Regions from separate parts of the Mus musculus genome. Here all the other regions are linked to region 3. A link is a loop called in an ENCODE intact Hi-C map of the cell type or tissue named here. Cell type or tissue: left cerebral cortex. All regions are shown on one strand. Region 1 holds the start of Amh (anti-Mullerian hormone). Region 2 has its middle 4.4 kb from the start of Jsrp1. Region 3 holds the start of Tmprss9 (transmembrane protease, serine 9). Region 4 has its middle 5.7 kb from the start of Ap3d1.

What was found. Peaks named below come from ENCODE experiments on the same cell type or tissue, not always from the same donor. Only the 100,000 strongest peaks of a DNase experiment are listed, where the experiment ranks them.
Region 1: a loop joins it to region 3, with 2.6 times the contacts of the local background. A loop is called at or near these places in 7 of 42 quality-filtered maps.
Region 2: it touches region 3 in a loop (4-fold over the local background); 30 of 42 quality-filtered maps call a loop at or near these places.
Region 4: it touches region 3 in a loop (6-fold over the local background); 28 of 42 quality-filtered maps call a loop at or near these places.

The regions. Positions count from the first base shown.
Region 1 is chr10:80,803,695-80,808,694 of GRCm38, reverse strand. It overlaps Sf3a2 (splicing factor 3a, subunit 2), which reads right to left. Exons shown (of 9, transcript NM_013651.4): 7 at 4,972-5,000; 8 at 4,807-4,875; 9 at 3,773-4,723. The coding sequence ends at 3,881. It overlaps Amh (anti-Mullerian hormone), which reads right to left and starts at 3,455. Exons shown (of 5, transcript NM_007445.3): 1 at 3,045-3,455; 2 at 2,529-2,671; 3 at 2,243-2,351; 4 at 1,996-2,155; 5 at 1,016-1,896. The coding sequence starts at 3,447. The coding sequence ends at 1,047. It overlaps Jsrp1 (junctional sarcoplasmic reticulum protein 1), which reads left to right. Exons shown (of 7, transcript NM_028001.3): 7 at 1-199. The coding sequence ends at 123. RefSeq lists a promoter at 3,413-3,633. In left cerebral cortex, a CTCF peak has its summit at 2,625 (motif pointing left); DNase peaks (open chromatin) are centred at 390, 1,286, 2,256 and 2,615; H3K4me3 peaks cover 1,491 bases; H3K27ac peaks cover 2,454 bases.
Region 2 is chr10:80,815,354-80,820,353 of GRCm38, reverse strand. No RefSeq gene overlaps it. Among named protein-coding and RNA genes, the nearest start is that of Jsrp1, 4.4 kb to the right of the region's middle. In left cerebral cortex, a CTCF peak has its summit at 2,169 (motif pointing right); no DNase peak of the experiment used is centred here.
Region 3 is chr10:80,877,791-80,882,790 of GRCm38, reverse strand. Tmprss9 (transmembrane protease, serine 9) reads right to left here and starts at 2,975. Exons shown (of 18, transcript NM_001081688.2): 1 at 2,828-2,975; 2 at 29-156. The coding sequence starts at 2,975. In left cerebral cortex, CTCF peaks have their summits at 1,305 (motif pointing left) and 2,252 (motif pointing right); DNase peaks (open chromatin) are centred at 1,289 and 2,251.
Region 4 is chr10:80,745,511-80,750,510 of GRCm38, reverse strand. No RefSeq gene overlaps it. Among named protein-coding and RNA genes, the nearest start is that of Ap3d1, 5.7 kb to the right of the region's middle. In left cerebral cortex, a CTCF peak has its summit at 2,918 (motif pointing left); DNase peaks (open chromatin) are centred at 1,680 and 2,911.

The DNA of each region.
Region 1 (5,000 bases), 74 kb after region 3:
CGGCCATGGGGACGGGACTCCAGGGACCTCCTCGAGCATGGGAAGCTGCAGGCCTGGGCTCCCCGGCGAAGGCATGACCGTGATGACCGGCCCAGACAGAAGCGAGGGAAGGGGCGTGACTGATCCTGTGTCCCCTGGGCGAATCCTGTGTCCCTTCTCCCTGTAGCACCAGCAAATAAAGGCCGTGTTGTGACAGCAAGATCATCTACTCCTTTGTGCCTGGACCCTAAGGGTCGCAGAGATGGGGATAGGGCCGGTGAGATAGTGAAATGGGTAAAGGCGCTTGCTGCCAAGCCTGACCGCCTGAGTTCGATCTCGCGACCCACACGGAATGAACTCCACTTAGTTCTGCCTTCTGCAATCCATCTGTACCCTATGCGCCTGCGTAAGCCTGTGCAACCAAGCCTGGCTTTAAGTCCTGATCCTCTTGGGTCCACCTCCAGAGTGCTGGGGTGACAGGTGTGCACCGCTATACTTGGCTGTTTGTTTTGCTTTTAAAGATCTGGGCGCGTGTATGTTGGGGTGTGCAAGTGTCCTTTGGGGCTGAGCCATTTCTCCAGCTCCCCTGTTTTTGAAACAGTTTTGCTCTTTAATTTCAGGCTGACTTGAAGCATTTCTCCTGCTTTAACTTCCTTCCGGCCAGACACCTATCTCTCCCCGCCACACATAACAAATTAATTAACTAATTAAAAAGTGACAGGGTCCAGGAGTTTAATCCTAGCACTGGGGAGACAGAGGCAAGCTGGTCGAGAGAGGAGAGAAGAGAGAGAGAAGAGAGAGCAGAGAGAGGAGAGAGAGGGTGAGAGTGAGTGAGTTAGAGTTCCAGGACCACCAGGGCTACACAGATCCTGTTTTGAAATCAGAAAAGTGAGAGGGACACACGGGAGTTAGGGGCTGGATGGGAAGGACTCAGGCCTTGCATTCCAGAAGGGAGGTTGACAGGAGTTTCCTCCACCCACAGATACCCCAGCTGAGTGTTTGCTGATCTTTATTAGGGCGCTGACTGGGGGCGGGGGGGGGGGGGGAGGGGAGGAGGAGGGCGGGCGTCACCGGCAGCCGCACTCGGTGGCTACCATGTTGGGCACGTGGTGCGCGCTGATGCGCTCCTCGGACAGGCTGATGAGCAGCTTGCCCGCGTAGGCAGTGGGCACGCAGCAGGGCAGGCGGCCCAGGGCAGCCCCGCGAGCCTGCATTTTTAGCAGCAGCACCACGTGGTTCCCGTAGCGCGGATTACGGTCAGACTGCGGCCACGCGCAGGCGCCTTGGCAGTTGTTGGCTTGGTAGGTCTCCGGGATGAGCACTGAACGCTCCGCGCGCAGATCTACACTCAGCTCGCGCAGCGCGCAAGGCCCGTCTGTCCCTGTCCCCGCGCTGCGCCCCGTTCTCCCACGCCCTTCCCGCCCATGCCACTCGGCACGTAAGCCCTGCAGCGCCTTTAGCAGCAGCAGCGCGCGCAGCGGGTCCCCGGAGCTGCGGGAGTCGTTGGGACACAGCGCTAGCAGGCGCGCCAGCAGCGGGGGAGCTGTGGGTGGCAGACCCGGGAGGTCCCGCAGCTCTGAGGCTGCCGCCTGCAGCTCCACTGCCACCCTGCGTTGCAGGCCCGCTGCCCAGGGAGCAGAAGCGGGGCCGTGCAGCGGCATAGGTTCCCTCTCCGTGGCCGCAGCGGGTGACAGCAGCAGTAATAGGGGTTCCTCCCAGTCGAGCAGGCGTCCCAGTGCTGCGGGGTCTGACAGGTTGACCAGGCCCTGTGGGAAGCTGGCCAGCGCACCAGGGTCCAGGGCCAGTTGCGTGTTCGAAGCCTGGGTCAGAGGTCCCCGCAGAGCACGAACCAAGCGAGTGAGGGTCTCTAGGAAGGGGTCGGCGCTGTGTGGCAGGGCCTCAGGCTCCAGGGACAGTCTGGAATAGAACGAAGTGGGCCAGCTGTGAGCACAAGAGGCTATGGTGGACCAACTACCCCCTCCAACGTCCCAGTTCCTCCTCCATCCCTGTGCGCACCCAGGCTGCGGGAAAGGCATGGTGTCCAGCTGGCCGTGTGCTGGCTGCGGTGACGGCTCGGCGGGTGGCAGCACCACCAGGGTGGGAGTCATCCGCGTGAAACAGCGGGAATCAGAGCCAAATAGAAAGGCTTGCAGCTGATCGATGCTCAGGGTGGCACCTGTAGAGGGTGGGCACGTGCTGGCTGAGGGCTGGGGTTAAGGGCAGCTTCCTTCCACTCTGTCCCCTCCCCTCTGCCAGGACCTACCTTCTCTGCTTGGTTGAAGGGTTAAGATGAGGCCCGAGCCGCTCCAGGCCCCCGCTGGGAAGTCCACGGTTAGCACCAAATAGCGGGTGTCCCGAGTAGGGCAGAGGTTCTGTGGACACAGGGACTCTTGTCAGCAGGACTGGGGAAGATGGTCAGGCTACAGGCACCACCCCTGCCATACTGGGAATAGCCTCCCAGGTGTACTCCTAACCCCACCAACCCTTCCATTTGGCACAACCTCAACCAGAAGGCTGTTAGGGGATGGGCCCATGCCAGTCTCTGGTACCTGTGTGCCCCGCAGTCCAGTCCCTGTGACTGTGACCTGGGGGCCTGGTCCAGGGTATAGCACTAACAGGGCCTGCTCCCAGCGGCTGGCTCCCCCAGGTGGAGGCTCTTGGAACTTCAGCAAGAGCTCGGGCTCCCATATCACTGTGGGCAAATATTGGTTGACTGAGTCTCTGAGGCCATTAGCTTCAGTCCCTCAAGATCTGTCCTACAGAAATTCCCTCAGCTGGACTCTTCACTGGAGATCTTCTGGGGCCATGTAGGCCTGAGGGACCCTGATCCAAGGTGTGGAGACCTTGCTTGTAAGGACACAGCAGCTCTGCTGTCATCTGTCTGGAAGGTGTGATCATTGGGGTGTGTCCTGCCATCTTGCCCACTACAGTTCCTGAAAGGGTGTATAAGGTTCTGCCTAGCAATCCAGCGAGGCCCCCTCCCCCAAACCCCCCTCCCCCAGCTTCTGCCCTAACTCACTCAGTCCCAAGGCATCATGGGCGCTGAGACAGAGTCCATCACGTACCTTCAGCCAGATGTAGGACTAGCAACTGCTGTTCTCCAGTCTCCCCTAGCCAGGCCCCAAGGCGCTGCAGGGCAGGCAGGGTAGCCTGGGAGTCAGTGCTGCAGACTCCGAAGGTGGCCAGGTCTTGGGGTCCCCAGCGAGACTCCTGGACAGCCTCCAGGAAGGCATACTCATAGCTGTTCAGACCCCCCACCACCCTCAGGGAAGCTCTGCTTGTGTTCCCCTCTCCTCTCACTGTCACCAGGCACAAAGGTTCAGGGGGGCTGCTGGGGGGCCAGAGCTCATCTTCAAGGAAGATGAGGCCCCTGGTATTGGTGGCCAGGTTTTCAACCGCCTCAGGCTGTAACACAGCCCCCATAGTCGCTAGCAGCAGTACCAGTGGAGAGAGGTGTGGCCCCTGCATGGTGGTACAGCAAGGTCCGGGTGGCCCTGCTTATATGTATGGCTGAGCCAGATTGCTTGCTTGGGAGGGACGCCCCTATCAACACCAAAGGTGACCTTGGGGGACAGTGCCTGGCACTTTTCATGCCCAGCAGGTGGGAGGCGACTGTCTCAAAGGGCTTTCTGTCCTCAGAGCTGGGCCCATAACTGCAGAGGCCTGAGCTGTCCTTGAGTAGCTCCCATCTCCCTGGGGAGCCCACCTGGAGGACGCCCCAGGTCACCACAGCTTCAACAGAGACAAGCAGTATCCACCCTCCCCACTACCAAACACACAGCAGACAGGGAGACACGGGGGAGGCTGTTTAATAGGCTCAAGGCAGGACAAATAGAAAACCTTCCAAGGACTGGCAATGGGAAAAGACCACACAGACAACAGAGGCTGGTGGGGGGACTGCTCAGTTGCCTGGGGGAGGGGGAGGCATGTTCCCAGGGCCATCTGAGGGGAGTGGGGGCCTCAGCATGGGGGGCATAGGAGCAGGGTGCACCCCAGGATTTGAGGGGTGAACCCCTGGAGGCTGAGGGTGGACCCCCGGGGCAGCAGGGTGGACTCCAGGAGGCGGCTGAGGGTGAACCCCTGGTGCCTGAGGGTGGATCCCAGGGGCTGGGGGGTGTACCCCAGGGGCTTGAGGGTGTACTGCAGGAGCAGGTGGGTGTACCCCTGGAGCCTGAGGATGAACTCCAGCTGATGGAGGAGGGTGTACCCCTGGAGCTGGTGGGTGCACCCCTGGAGCTGGTGGGTGCACCCCTGGAGCTGGTGGGTGCACCCCTGGAGTTGGGGGGTGTACCCCTGGAGCTGGTGGGTGGACACCTGGAGCTGGTGGGTGCACTCCTGGGGCTGGTGGGTGCACTCCAGGGGTGGGTGGGTGCACTCCAGGGGCTGGGGGATGGACCCCAGATGTTGGTGGATGGACCACTGGTGCTGGGGGGTGTACCCCAGGAGCTGGGGGATGGACTCCAGATGTTGGTGGGTGTACTACTGGGGCCGGGGGGTGCACCCCAGGAGCTGGTGGGGGCATCTGGGGAGGTCCAGGGGGCCCAGAGGGAGCAGGCCCAGTGGGGGGCATAGGAGGGAGAGGCAGGCCACCAGGTGGAGGTGGGGGCAAGGCATCAGGGAGTGGTGGGCGAGGAGGCAGTCCATTCATGAGTGGGGGCGGGGGCCGCTTGACGCCTGGGGGTCCTGCTGGGAGGCTGGGAGGTGCTGGGGGCTTCTCCATCTTAAAGTGGAACTGAAGAAAAAACTGTAGGAGAGAGGGTCAGTGACTGGGGCAGGGCCACTGAGGAGCGCTGAGAGAGTACCCACGCAAGGCCTGTGGAACCTCACCTGCTTGGTTTCTCTGTTCCAGTGGGTCCAAAACTTGCCCTCAGCCTTGTCAATCTCCCGGCTTGGCACCTAGGGAGAAAGTCAGAGGCTGCAGCACCCCAAGGAGGGGCTAGGATACACAGACAGCTGAATTTAGCTGCTCTCTCTGTCCTGTAGGGTCGCTACCTTGAAAGCAATGGTCTCATAGGGCTCAG
Region 2 (5,000 bases), 62 kb after region 3:
TCGAGGCCAGCCTGGTCTACAAAGTGAGTTCCAGGATAGCCAGGGCTATACAGAGAAACCCTGTCTCGAAAAACAAACAAACAAACAAAAAAAAAAAAAAAGAAGAAGAAAAGAAAAGAGAAAAGAAAAGAAAAGAAAATTTGGAGTTAACAACATATTCTTTAGTCTGTCCCTGGGGGGTTTACATGCCCCTAGCCCCTCACTGGGGGAGTCTAGGCAAGGGCTCTACCCCTGACCACGCCCCCAGCCCCCTCACTAGGAGAGTCTAAACAGGGCCACCCTGATCCTCATGGATTATCCCTGAATCTTCAGATGTTTTCCTATTTGAATAAGCACCTCAGGTAAACAGTTTTGCTTTGCCTTTTTAATTACTGCATACATCATCCATGCCACACCTGTGTGGAAGTCAGAGGAAAGCTCAGATGAGTAGGTTCAGAGCTTTTTGCAGATGGGTCTTGAGGATTGAACTCTGGTCTTCCGACTTAGTAGATAGCATCCCTACCCATTAAGCCATCTTTCCAGCCTGTATTTGAGGTTTTAAAATATGGTCTACTTTAGAGCCCACTCAGGCTTGAAACTGTCTTTCTGCCTCAGCATTCCAAAGGCTAGGACTGACCCAGGATCCAGCATGCCCCCTGGAATCCAGTCTGCAGACCTGCTGAGATGGGTCACTATGTCAGTGTGTCCACAGACTGGAACCAGGGCAGAAAGAGCAAGGGGCAGAAGCACAGGGGCTTGCTGCCAAGCCTGCTGACCTGGGACTCACATGGTAGAAGAAAAAACTGACGCCAAAATTGTCCTTTGACCCCTCTCAACCGCTCCCCCTGGATGTCTACAAACAAGCACACACAAAACAAACACATGTCATTTAAACAAACAAGTAAATTGAGATTAGGCATCGCAGCACAAGCTGAGACAGGAGGATTATTGTAAGTTGGAGTCCTGCCTGAACTACAGTGTGAGATTCTGTCTGAAAATACCTAAGAAAACGAGATACACAAAAAGGCAAGTCGAGGTAGCTCATGTGTTTAATCTATTTTTAAAGGGGACCCAGGCAGATCCCTGAGTTCCAGGCTGATAAGGTCTACAGAGTGAGTGGTGCTAGGCTTCAAAAACCAAACCAAAAAATAAAAAAGTAACAATTCTTAAGAGGGGGAAGGAAGGCTGAGCTCATGCCTGGACTGGCAAGAGGACTGAAGAGATTGTACCTCAAGGACTTGATCTGGCTCAGCAAGGCGGGCAGGAGGTGCAAAGGCTTGTTGCAACTGTCCCCACCCACCCCAGACTCTGCTCAGAGATAAAGCCTAGCCCAGCCTTTGCATGGGGAGAAGGCCTGAGTATCTCCACACAGGACAGAGGTAGTTTTGAGGAACCCAAAGGGAGCTGGCAGATCTTAAGTCATGGAGGTGTTTTCCAGTAAACGCTACTATCTCTACTCACAATATTTTATTTTGTATTGTTTTTCTCAGTCTATATAATGGGACAAAAAAGAGACAGAGAAGCGAGGAGGAGACAGAGGAGTGGGGTGGAGAGAGAGAAGGGGCGGGGGAGTGGAGGACCAATGGTTGCTTGTGTTTGTTCAGCCTTGGAGTTGTCCCTCCCTCACCAAACCCAGCCCCGTGAATCCCATCTTTCCAGTTTTCTTATATTTTGGTTAGCTTTTACTTATTTATTTATTTATTTATTTACTTATTTATTTGTAGCAGGCTGGCCTCGAACTCAGGCCCTGCTTCTCTGGGACTGGTCAGGATGCCCTCATCTGTGTTCCAACCACAATCATCCTATCCTAGAGGGGAGTGGATAGGATGCACCAGTCACAGGCAACAGTGCTGGCTCTGTTCTTAGTTGTTTCCAAACCCTTGCAGAGGACTCAAGCTTGGTTCCCAGCATCCACGTCAGCTGGTTCACAACCACGGGTAACTCCAGCTCCAGGGGATGCAATGGCTCCAAAAGCATCACCATCATCACTGTCATCGTCATCACCATCATCACTGTCATCGTCATCACCATCATCACTGTCATCGTCATCACCATCATCGTCGTCATCATCAACAGCCGCAACAGCAGCAACAACACCACCACACACACACAGTTTTAAAAAAAGGGTTTTTTTTAATACTTCTTTTTTTTTTAATTTATTATATGTAAGTACACTGTAGCTGTCTTCAGACTCACCAGAAGAGGGCACCAGATCTCCTTACGGATGATTGTGAAGCACCATGTGGTTGCTGGGAATTGAACTCAGGACCTTCGGAAGAGCAGTCAGTGCTCTTAACTGCTGAGCCATCTCACCAGCCCCCTAACAAAAAGTTTTAACTTAAAAATATTAAAAGCATCCAGGTGTGGCAAATATTTTTAATACCAGCAATCCGAGGCAGAGGCAAGAGAATTTTTGTGTTTAAGGCCAGCCTGGGCTACAGAGTGAATTCCTGGACAGCCAGGGCTACACAGAGAAACCCTGTCTCAGAAAAACCAAAACCAAAAAACAATCTTGTGGGTGCCATGTGACACCCGAGTATTTTCTTCAGGGAACCTGCGGCCCAAGACCTCGACAAAAACATTAAGGACCCAGGGCTGGTTGTGGTCGTGTACACCTGTCATTTGTCCTCTTGGGAGGTGGAAGCAGAAGAGTCAGGAGTTCAAGGCTATCCTCAGCTACATAGTGAGCTACATGAGACCTGCCTGTGCTACAGGAGACCCTGTCTCAAAACAAATGCTGAAGCCGGGCATGGTAGTGCAAACCTTTAATCCCTTTAATCCCAGCACTCCCAGCCAGGGCTATACAGAGAAACCCTGTCTCAAAAACAAAACAAAACAAAACAAAACAACAAACAAACAAACAAAAAGAAAAACAGAAAAAAAAACACACAAAAAACAAATGCTGGCTATGAGGTGAATGCCTGTCATCTGGCTTGAGAGGCAAACATTGCAGGTTCAAGGCCAGCCTGATTCCAGGCCATCCAGAGTTATGGAGTAAGACTCTGTCATCTAGCTGGCTGGTAGCCAAGCATCTGTACCCAGGAAGCTCAGTGACCTGAGGTGGGTGGGTCCCTGGAATTCACAGGCTGCAAGGATAAGCCAGGGAACTAGAGCCTACAAGCCATCCTCTGACCTCCACAGATACTCTATAGCATGGGCACGTACACATGAAGTTACACTAAATAAATAAACGTTAAGGAAACTGTCTGGTAACAGGAGGTGGCCACTTCAGTCTCTATATCCCCTCTGGTAGGAATCTCAGCTAGGGTCACCCCCATAGACTTCCTGTAACCTCACCTGTCCCAGGCCTCTAGCTGGTCCCAGAGGTGTCTCCCCATCAATTTCCAACCCTCTTCCCCTCCCCCAACATCTGACCGCCTTCCCGTACCCCTCCTTGCCCCCTCCATCCTTCCATCCACCACTAATGTCTATTTTATTTCCCCTTCTGAGTGAACTTCATGCGTTCTCCCCCGGGCCCTCCTTTTTAGCTTCTTTGGGTCTGTACAGTGTAACATGGTTCCTGTATATAATGGCTAATATCCACTTATCAGTGACTACATACTATGCATGTGCTTTTGGGACTGGGTCACCTCACTCAGGATGATATTTTCTAGTTCCATTCATTTGCCTGCAGATTTCATGATGTCTTTCTTTATAATAGCTGAGTAATATTCTATTGTGTAAATGTACCACATTTTCTGTATCCATTCTTTGGTTGAGAGACATTTAGGTTGTTTCCAGTATCTGGCATCTTTTGGGTATAAGCCCAGGAGTGGAATAGCTGGGGCTTCAGGTAGAACTATTTCCAATTTTATGAGGAAGCACCAGAGATAAAGCCAACCAGCTATGTGAGACTTCAAGTAAGTGGTCACTAGCCACTTCCCCAATTAGGCAAGGGGTAGCAGGCTTAGAAGTATCCAACAGCTGGGCGTGGTGGTGCACGCCTTTAATCCCAGCACTTGGGAGGCAGAGGCAGGCAGATTTCTGAGTTCAAGGCCAGCCTGGTCTACAGAGTGAGTTCCAGGACAGCCAGGGCTATACAGAGAAACCCTGTCTCGAAAAAACAAAAACAAAAAACAAAAACAAACAAACAAACAAAAAAAGAAGTACCCAACCATTGAGTTAGCCAAGGCTTTTTAAAATTAACTGGCGTGTGTGTGTGTGTGTGTGTGTGTGTGTGTGTGTGTGTGTTTGTGTGTGTGTGTTTTCCATTCAGAGATCTGAGATAGCTCCTGAGCAGGTGCCTGTGAGATCTGTTGGGAGCGCAAAGTGGTGTAGCCAAAACCTCACCAATACAGTGGGGTCATATTTGTACTTATTCATCATGGGTCCTTTCATGTGTTTGCTACAGCAAAATGTCCTTTCACCTGTGTCTGCTTCAGAAAAATACTCCTTCCCATGTCTACTTTAGCAAGACGCTTTGTCTCCTGTGTGCCCCAGCAAAACATCATTTGACATAACTGACTTTCCAAAGTAGAAGTCGCCAGTCGGTGGTGGCACATGCCTTTAATGCCAGCACTTGGGAGGCAGAGGCAGGCAGATTTTTGAGTTCGAGGCCAGCCTGGTCTACAAAGTGAGTTCCAGGACAGCCAGGACTACACAGAGAAACCCTGTCTCAGGGTATGGGGATGTGTGGGGTGACACCTAGAGAGGGGCTCCCCCTTCTCAAGGAGAAAGGGAGGGAGAAATGGGGGTATGTTCTGTGTGAGGGGGCACTGGAAGAAGAGGGAGGCTGATATTGGGATGTAAAGTAAATAAATAAATTGTTAAAAAATGTAAAAAGGAAAACAATAAAATAAGAAATATAAAAAGTGGACTGGAGCCGGGCAGTGGTGGCACATGCCTTTAATCCCAGCACCTGGGAGGCAGAGGCAGGCAGATTTCTGTGTTCAAGGTCAGCCTGGTCTACAAAGTGAGTTCCAGGACAGCCAGGGCTAAACAGAGAAACCCTGTCTTGAAAAAAAACAAAAAACAAAACAAACAAACAAAAAAAAAAAAACAAAAAAGAAAGAAAGAAAGAA
Region 3 (5,000 bases):
CCTGCCTCCAGGCCCCAGCTGTACTTGCCAGTGTCTGCAGAGCATGCGTGAGTAGGCGGTAGAAGTCAGAGTTCTCCTGCTGCAAAGAACTGGTGAAACGGATCCCATGTAGCTCTGCTATGTGCTCCACGTGGGCGCCCTGTGCGGAGAAGAAGGCTGCGGACAAGACGGGTGCCTGGTGAGACAGCCCCACTGTGGGCTTGGGGCTCACCTGCCGAGCCTCCATACACACAGGACCTGACTCCCCAGGTGGAGCAGCATTGAGTCTCTGCTGAAGGCTGTCCTGAGGACTCCCAGAGACAGTATAAAGTGACATGGGCTGTCCCCAAAGTCAGCTTCCTTGACTTGAGTCAGTGACATCACAGGTCACAGTCCCTCAGGAGGTCTTACAGTGTCCCAACCTCCTTCCTAGGATGGGGCAGTGACTCCTGCAGAGGACAGAGTAAGCTGGCAGACACCAGAACCTTTGTACAATTTATCCAGAGGCCACATTCCAGGCTGGCATGCCTTCTTTGACAGTTTGTGACACATGTGAACGTCAGGTCATCAAATCGACTCCCCACCCCACCCCGGCCCCTCTCCCTCTCTCTCCATCATGTGTTTGAGCCAGGGTCTCTCATTGAACACAGCGGCTCACCAATTCAGCACCAATTCCACTAGGACCAGCCAGGGAACCTGAGGAGCCCCTGTGTCCTTGACTCTGAGATGACAAGCATCCATTACTGCACCTGGCTTTTTCTTGTGTGGGGATGGAGACCCTGGTGTCTGGCGAGGTAGTCCCTGTGTGGGGGCTGAGCCATCTCCCAGCCTCTCTTCTTTTCATTCTTTTGAAGCAGGTTTGCTCTGTAGGCTGTGGTGACTTGGATTTTACAACCGTCCCGCCCCAGCTGGCCCTGCCTGTGCCACCACTTCTCCTAAAGGGAGTTTCTGACTCTTCAGTTTCCTCCACTCAGGAAGCTGCCACACGGACACTGTGGTGTCAGGGTATTTAAGACCAACACGGCCGGGCAGTGATGGCGCACGCCTTTAATCCCAACACTTGGGAGGCAGAGGCAGGCGGATTTCTGAGTTCGAGGCCAAACTGGTCTACAGAGTGAGTTCCCGACAGCCAGGGTTACACAGAGAAACCCTGTCTCGGAAAACCAAAAAAAAAAAAAGAGCAACACGAGAGCCTTTTACCCTTAGCAAGTAAATTAGGGGGTGGAGAGACAGTTCAGGCATTTGGAGCCTGACTTGGTTCCAGCACCAATATAGCTCACAACCGCCTATAATAGCAGGTCCAGTGTGCCTTGCACCCTCTGCCGGCGGCCGTGGGTACTGCATGCATGCGCCGCACAGGCATACATGCAAGTAAAAAGCTCATACACAGAAATAAATTTTTTTAAAAAAAGATTTATTGGATAGAGGAGTGGGGGGGAGGGTGTGGGAGACTTTTGGGATAGCATTGGAAATGTAATTGAGGAAAATACGTAATAAAAAAAGATTTACTTATGTATTATGAATACAGCATTCTTCCTGCATTATAGAAGGTTTGAGCCATCATGTGGGGGCTAGGAATTGAACTCAAGACCTCTGAAAGTGCAGTGATCTTACCCTCTGAGCCATCTCTTAGCCCCAGAAATAAAATTTAAAAAACAAAATCTGCCAGACAGTGGTGGTACACGCCTTTAATCCCAGCCCCTAGGGGGCAGAGGTACACAGATCTCTGAGTTGGAGGCTAGCCTGATCTACAGAGCAAGTTTCAGGACAGTCAGAGCTACACAGAGAAACTGTCTCAAAAAAACAAAAAACAAAACAAAACAAAACAATAAAACCACCACCAACAACAACAACAAAAAACAAAATAACACAACAGAAGCAAACGGATAGTGTGTGGGTGCTGAGTCTTAGCCATCCGTCGGGATGGATTTGTGGATTCATGGGTAGAGGGATCATCCCAATGGGCTGTATCGCTCAGTGGGTAGAGCACTCCCTGCAGGCATTGGCCCTGGGTGGTGGCATGGTGGTGCACATCTCTAGTCCCAGCACTTCGGAGAATGAGACAGAGACCATGAGTTTAAAGTTATCCTTAGCAGTGAGAGTTTGAGGCTAGCACGGGCTACGTCAGACCCTTCTCTTTCTCAAAAACCAGGAAAATCCCTCAAAAATGATCGCAAAGGTTTGTGTGCCACTTGGACTGACAGGAAACCCTCAAAGGGGTAGAGCACGAGGGGAGATGAGAATGCTACTGCACGTGACAGGCACAGCCACTAGGGGGCAGCATTCAGCCACATCAGACTGCAGTAACCTAGCCCGTCCAGAAAAGCTTAATACATATTAGTACAGTTGGGGACTGTAGGACAATTATCAATGTATTCTGTTATCTTTTATCAATACAGGGTTTCTCTGTGCAGCTCTGGCTGTCCTAGACTTTATCTGTAGACCAGGTTGGCCTCAAACTCACAGAGATCAAAGGGTGTATGCCACAACTGCCTGGCCAATTAAATTTTTTCCACACAAGTTCCCCAGTTTGTACCCATTATCACTGTATCACCATGCTAACAGGCATGAGCCCAGCCTCTCCTAAGCCACACCCCTGTAGTCCTGCCTGACCCTCCTGCTGCCTTAAGCTGTCAAAACTGACATATCTGTTCCCTCCCCATTCGACCACAGGACTGCCCGCCCACCCGCTCCTTCTTGTCATTGCAAACACTTCCTGCATACCCAGCATATTCTTGGACCCCAGAGCCTGTCCTTGCCACTGCTGGATCTGGCTGGAAGGTCAGCCCTTTGACACTTGGGATGTCCTTTTGCATCCGAGGACCCAGGCCTTCTTCCTGCCACTTACCTGAAAGGACTCCCAGGGTCACGATGGCCATGCTGATGCCCACCACTGCGATGACAGCCGTTCGACAAGGGCCAGGGTCTGGAGCAGATACAGAGACAGCCTTTGTCACCTCTGGCACAAGTTGTAAGTCTGGTGCAGTGGGCTCCATGGCTCGGCAAAGGTAAGCTCCAGCTAGACACCTGCAAGAGAAAAAGAACAAAAAATGGACAAAGGATTTATCTGACATTCAGCCACACTTGGCCCTGGACTCCTGATCAACTGACTCCACTTCCAGAGTGCAGGGGTGACAGGCATGCACCCAGCATTCCCTGACACCCATGTGGACCCAAGTGCACCCTTTGCTAATCCTGGTATCCCAAGGCTGAGGCCAAGCCAATTTGTCCCATCCTTAAGGAGACTTGATCTGCCTGAAATGGCCACTCAGACCCTTGTGACCGCCATGCACAGCAGAGGGGACAGGTCAGTGGCCCCACTATGACATCACTTAAGCTACAGAGATTCTGGGTGAGACGCAACCATATCCCCAAATCATCACTGAAGTGAGAGACAGGAGCCATGCTGCAGCTCTGACCAGTGAGCTCTCGGCCTCGGGCTGCAGGGGAGACCTCCGTGACAGTCCACATACACACAGATGTACACACAGATGCACACACAGGCGACCACACACATGCAAACACACCCACACACATTCATGCACACATATGCATACACACATGCGCACACATACATATACGTGCACATACACACATGCATGCACACATGTGGATATGTGTGTGCATAACACATATACACATGCACATGTGTGTGTGCACACAGGCATGCACACACGAGCACACACGCATTACTGTGCTCACACACACCCCTTGCTCATCCCTTCCCTGAGGACTTGCTCTTAGTGAGTGCTAAGCATGCCATGCCATTCAGCCCTTCCCACAGTAATTACTGCAGAGCTGCCTTGCCCACAGACACAGAGCCCTGAAAAGGGGCTGATGCAACTCTGTGAACCTCGGGAGACCTGAGCTGGGGAGACCAGGCTACCAAGAACTGCTTCACCAGAACCAAGCATGGTAGCACACACCTGTCATCCCAGCATCCAGGAAGCTGAGGCAGGGGGATTTCTATGAGTTCCAGGCAAGGCTGGACTGCCAAGTGAGACATTGTAGCCAAAAATGGGGAGGAGGTAGATGCAGGCCATGGAACACAGACTACTTCCTGGTCAGCTCTGATCCTCAACAGGGGACCAGGATCCTGGCTTTGGGAGACCAAGTCTACCCTGACACTTGGTCTGTAAGTAGGGTTTGTTGGGGGTAAACATGGCATACGTTCAGCACTTCTGTGCATTGGTGACACAGGGGCTGTCTAGCAGTGTCCTCTCAATGGAGGCACTTCCTCCTGAGGGAAGGCTCCCTGAGACTCACAGACTTCCTGAAACTCCCATGATTCATAATGGTAGGGAGAGGGGACTAAGTCAGGCATCAGGAAACCCCAAACTGCCTCTAAGTCACCCACACTCAGTGAACTCACAGGTTGCCTGAGCTCAGTCTATAGGATCAGTTCTGTGGTCTGAGGTCGGTGCCCTGTCTTCAGTGAAGTGGTGGCTGCACACATCTCCCCAGGAAACACTGAGTGAGCAGGTCGGGCACTGAAGGAGCTATGAGTATAAAATGGTAGCTTTCTCTGCCTGATGTGGAACACCAGCTAAGTTCTGAGCCTACAGCTGCTGCAAGGAACAAGGGATCCTCACAGAGCAGCGAGCAAAACGCCACTGAACAATGTGCGTGGACACCATATCTAAAGGTTGTTATAGAGCTGGGAGGTGGTGGCCCACACCACAGAGGCAGGCGGATCTCTGAGTTTGAGGCCAGCCTGGTCCTCTGGATGACAGAGAAACTCAGTCACAAAACAAACAAACAAAACAGGTGTTATTAGGGATGGACTGCAGAGACGGCTCAGCAGTTAGAACACTGGCTGCTCTTGCAGCTGCCCTGGTTCAGTTCCTGGCACCAACAACGACCTGTGACTCCAGTTCCAAGGGATCTGATGCCCTCCTTGGGCATCAGGCACACACATGGCACACAGGCATGTATGCAGGCAAAACACTCATACACATAAAAAAATAAATCTTAAAAATTAAAAAATAAATAAATAAATTGAAAAATTAAGACCAAGCCTA
Region 4 (5,000 bases), 130 kb after region 3:
CAAGGTCAGCCTAGTCTACAGAGCAAGCTCCAAGATTACCAGGGCTACACAGAGACTCTGTCTTGAAAAAAAAGTGTGTGTGTGTGTGTGTGTGTGTGTGTGTAGATGGCTCAGAAGTTAAGAGCACTGACTGCTCTTCCAGAGGTCCTCAGTTCAATTCCCAGAAACCACATGGTGGCTCACAACCATCTGTAATGGGATCTGATGCCCTCTTCTGGGGTGTCTGAAGACAGCTATAGTGTACTCACATATATAAAGTAAATAATTCTTTAAAAAACAAAACAAAATAAACAAACAAAAAACTAATGCCGGGCAGTGGTGGCACACACCTTTAATCCCAGCACTTGGGAAGCAGAGGCAGGCAGATTTCTGAGTTCAAAGCCAGCCTGGTCTACAGAGTGAGTTCCAGGACAGCCAGGGCTACACGGAGAAACCCTGTCTTGAGAAACAACAACAACAACAACAACAACAACAACAACAACAACAAAAACCCCAAAACAAAGAGCAAAACAAACAAACAAATAAACATACTAAAAATCCACCCTGAAATACCCTGAGCAAAGGTGCTGGGAGTGGAAGCAATATTTCATCCTGCAGGTGTAGCGCATCACCAAGAGAATTCAGGCCTGGAACCTGAAGGCAGGCAGGACCTTGGGCATAGGCAATGGAGGAGGACTGCAGAATGGCTTGCCCCCGTGGCCAGTTCACTCTACTGGACCTCGGCCAAGAAAATGGCCCAGGGATCAGTCTGGTTAGGGCCTTTACCCAGTCGATGCTCTATCTTCCAAGATGATTCTAGCTGTCTCAAGTTGATGTAACCTACTCAGAACAAAACCAACCAAGGCTACAGAGATGCTTTCGGCAGAGCTGCTGCTGGCATGCTGGAGTCTGATCAATGGCAATGCTGGCATGCTGAGACCCTGGCAATGGATAGGAGAGAACCAACTTCTGGGAAATGCCCACTGACCTCCACACGCACACAAGCAAGCATGCACACCATAAATAAATAAATAAATAAATGTAATGAAGAGTTGTTTTAAAGTATTTGTTTGCCAGGTGTGGTGGTGAACGCCTTTAATCCCAGCACTCGGGAGGCAGAGGCAGGCAGATTTCTGAGTTCGAGGCCAACTTGGTCTACAAAGTAAGTTCCAGGACAGCCAGGGCTATACTGTCCTGGAACTCACTACATAAATCAGGCTGGCCCTGAATTTACAGAGATCTGCTTCGGAGTGCTGGGATTAATGGCATGCAACACTCACTACACCTGATTTTTCTTTAATTTTTTTTTTAAATAATCAAATCCCAGAGAGCTAGGGACATGGCTCAGGTGGTAAAGTGGCCACCATGCAGGCTTGAGGGCCAGAGTTTTGATCTTCAGAACCCACAACAGGCCCAGAAATAGTGGCGCACACTTTTAATCGATCTCAGAGTTAAGGAGGCAGAGACAGGAGGATTCCTGGAATCCCTGGGGCCAGCCAGCCAGCCAAGTCTGACCCACGAGTTCAAGAGCTAGATGTGATGTGAGGAACCAGATCCAAGGTTGAACTCTGACCTTCACACATGGACACTTGTACACGTATGCACAGCAAATCTTGGGCTGTCGCTGAGAATCCTTAGGAAACAGGAATTAGCAAGTTCCTTGAGGGTGGGAGGGATGGATGCTTTCAGTGGCCAGACCAAAGGAATTTCAGCACCAAGGAGAGCTCCAGACGCTCTCTGTGGGAGGCTTCCTTCATTCTCACCCGCCCTCTTAAAGGGGCTCCTGGGCCAGGGAAACACCAGAGGACCTCAGGGGTTTTTTTTCTCCAGGGGCGAGAGGCATCAGGGACTTTTTAAATGGGAAGATGGTTACATTCAACCTGCTTTTTATTTTCTCTTTTCGATTTATTCATTTTATGTGCATGTGTGTTCTATCTGCATGTACATCTGTGTGTGTCTGGGGCCCATGGTGGTCAGAAGGACTTGGATCCCCTGGATCTGGAGTTATATATGGTTGTGAACCACCATGTGGGTACTGGGAATTGAATCTCTGTCCTCTGGAAAAGCTTCAAATGTTCGTAACTGCTGAGACATCTCTTCAGAGTGAGCCCTCCTCTAGGAATTCCTTTGTTTTTCTTGCTTTGAGACAGGGGCTCACTATGCTGCTCTGGCTGACCTGAAACTTGCTGAGTACCTCCCACCCACAGAGAAGCTCCTGTGAGGCCGTGGCTCCTGTGGCCCCTGCTAGCCAGTGTATCTCATCAGCTTGCACACCCCCTCACTCCCTCATTGCTCCTTCACAGGCTGAGCTGGTTTTGTTTGTTTTCTGCTTGAACTTGAACCCAGGACCTTGTCCATCCTGGACAAGCTTGAGTCTGAGTTTTGTCACCATTCCTGAGCCTCTCTGAACTCTTTGTTCCCATGTCTGCCTGCCTGCTTTTCTCAGAACTTTCTTCTTTCTCTAAATGTCTCCTTGATCTTTGCTCATTGCTAAAGTTGGAATACAGTAGATTATTAGTATGTTGTTGAGTGGGTGGATGGGTGGGTGGATGAGTGGGTGGTGAACGGGTGGGTGGTAGGGTGGGTGGATGGATAGATTGGGTACATAGATTTTATTTATTTATTTATTTAGTTTTTTTTGGGGGGGGGTCGAGACAGGGTTTCTTTGTGAAGCCCTGGCTATCCTGGAACTCACTTTGTAGACCAGGCTGGCCTCGAACTCAGAAACCCACCTGCCTCTGCCTCCTGAGTGCTGGGATTAAAGGCGTGTGCCACCACACCTGGCAGGGTACATAGATTTTTGATGGGGAGGTGGAAGGACTGCTTATGGATAAGTGAAGGTATTCCGTGTGATTAATAACACAGTCTTGAATCTCTGACCAGGTCCACCAGCTCAGGCTGCTGCACCTCTGTGCCTGGTAAGCACTGCCCTCTGCTGGCCACACTGAGGAATGTGCTATTTCCTGAAGTCCCAGTGCTGTGAGATTGGTCTGTTAAAAGCTCTTCTGCCTTCAAGTAACCCCAATGGCTTTGTTTGTTGTTTTGGTGTGTCAGGTAGCCCAGGCTGGCCTGAACTATTCCCCTGCCTCTTCATCGAGAACTGTTTAGAAACAGTTCTTTGGAGGCATGTCCAATCTTGTTAGAATATCAGTAGTCCAGTCCCTTATCGAAACACCAAATGTGAATCAGCAGCTGCAGCCCAGTCTTCTCGACCAGCATTACACAAGAACCAGCAAGGCCAGTTCAATCCAGAAGAAACTGTAAGGCTCCCCAACCGGCATGAGGCCACAGAAGCTGCAAGAAGCTGCAGGAACCGCATAAGAAATTCTTTGGCAGCCAGGCGTGGTGGTGCACGCCTTTAATTCCAGCACTTGGGAGGCAGAGGCAGGCAGATCTCTGAGTTCGAGGCCACCTGGTTTACAGAGTGAGTTCCAGGACAGCCAGAGCTATACAGAGAAACCCTGTCTCAAAAAACAAAAACAAAAACAAAAAACAAGGAAGAAAGAAAGAAAGAAAGAGAGAAAGAAAGAAAGAAAGAAAGAAAGAAAGAAAGAAAGAAATTAATTCTTTGGCAAGTTTCTCCTTGGTATCATCACAAGCAGGGCTCAACAACTCAATGTAAGGTGAACCAAGACATGTGTGTCATTAGCCAAGGATAGCAAGGCAGAGCAAAGCAAATCAATGCTTGAGCCCCACTGGCTGTGGGGTCATATTTATACTCCTTTATCATCCATTCTTTCATGTGTCTGCTATAGCAAAACATCCCCTCACCTGTGAGCCCCAGCAAACCATCATTTGACATAACTAACTTTCCACAGAAACCAGAAGTTTCTGCTTCCTTTGGGTGGAACCCAAGACTACTGACTGCTGGGCATACCCTCTGCATTCCACAGTGTGTCTCTATGTAGCTGAGGCTGACCTAAGTTATTATGTACCAGGCTGGCCTCAAATCCACTGAGACCCCTTGCCTCTGCCTCCCAGGGCAGATGACAGGCCCGGGTCATCATACCTGACTTAATTTAGTCTCATGTAGTTCAGGCTGGCCTTAAATTCACCTTGCAGCCCAAATAAAACCCAAGCTTCCGATCCTCCTGTCTGCATCTCTTCAGTGTGGATGGCAGGTTAACGTTTTCACCTGGCCTTTCTTATTTTGTCTGTTGTGTGTTGCAGTCTCTGATCTTCTTGCCTTGGCCTCCTGAGCCACCACACCCCCATGCTCACCTGACTGAGACACTGTCTCTTTGTTGAGCACTGTGCCCTGAAACTCAGTATGTCAATCAGGCTGGGACCTCAGTGGTCCTTTGCCTAGCTAAAATGTATAAAATACTACTTAAAATTTTTACCTTTTATTTATTTGTTTATTTATTTAATTTTCTGTGTGTAGGTGTTTTGCCGGCACGTATATCCACATCTCCGTGTTCTCCTGTTGGCTGTGGAAGCCAGAAGAGGGCTTGGATCCCCTGGAATTGCAGTCACACAGTTGTGAACCTCCACTGGGATCTGGAAATTGACTCTGGATCCTCGTGCCAAGTGCCATCAAGCACAGGGATTTTATGTGCACTATGGTGTGTAATTCCTCACGGAGGCCAGCAAAGGGAGTTTAATTTCCTGGAACTGGCGTTAATATGAGGCTGTGAGTCTACTGCTCTGGCTGGCATTGGTGATCAAACTTCACTCTTCTGCAAAAGCTGTCCTGTTTTTTTTTTTTAAAGGTTTATTTATTTATTATATGTAAGTACACTGTAGCTGTCTTCAGACATTCCAGAAGAAGGCGCCAGATCTCATTACAGATGGTTGTGAGCCACCATGTGGTTGTTGGGATTTGAACTCAGGTCCTTCAGAAGAGCAGTCAGTGCTCTTAACTGCTGAGCCATCTCTCCAGCCCCCTGTCCTGGTTCTTATAACCATTGTGGAGTTACTCCAGCCCCTATTGGTACTTATTTATTTATTTATTTATTTATTTATTTATTTATTTATTCAAGACAGGGTTTCTCTGTATAGCCCTGGCGGTCCTGGAACTC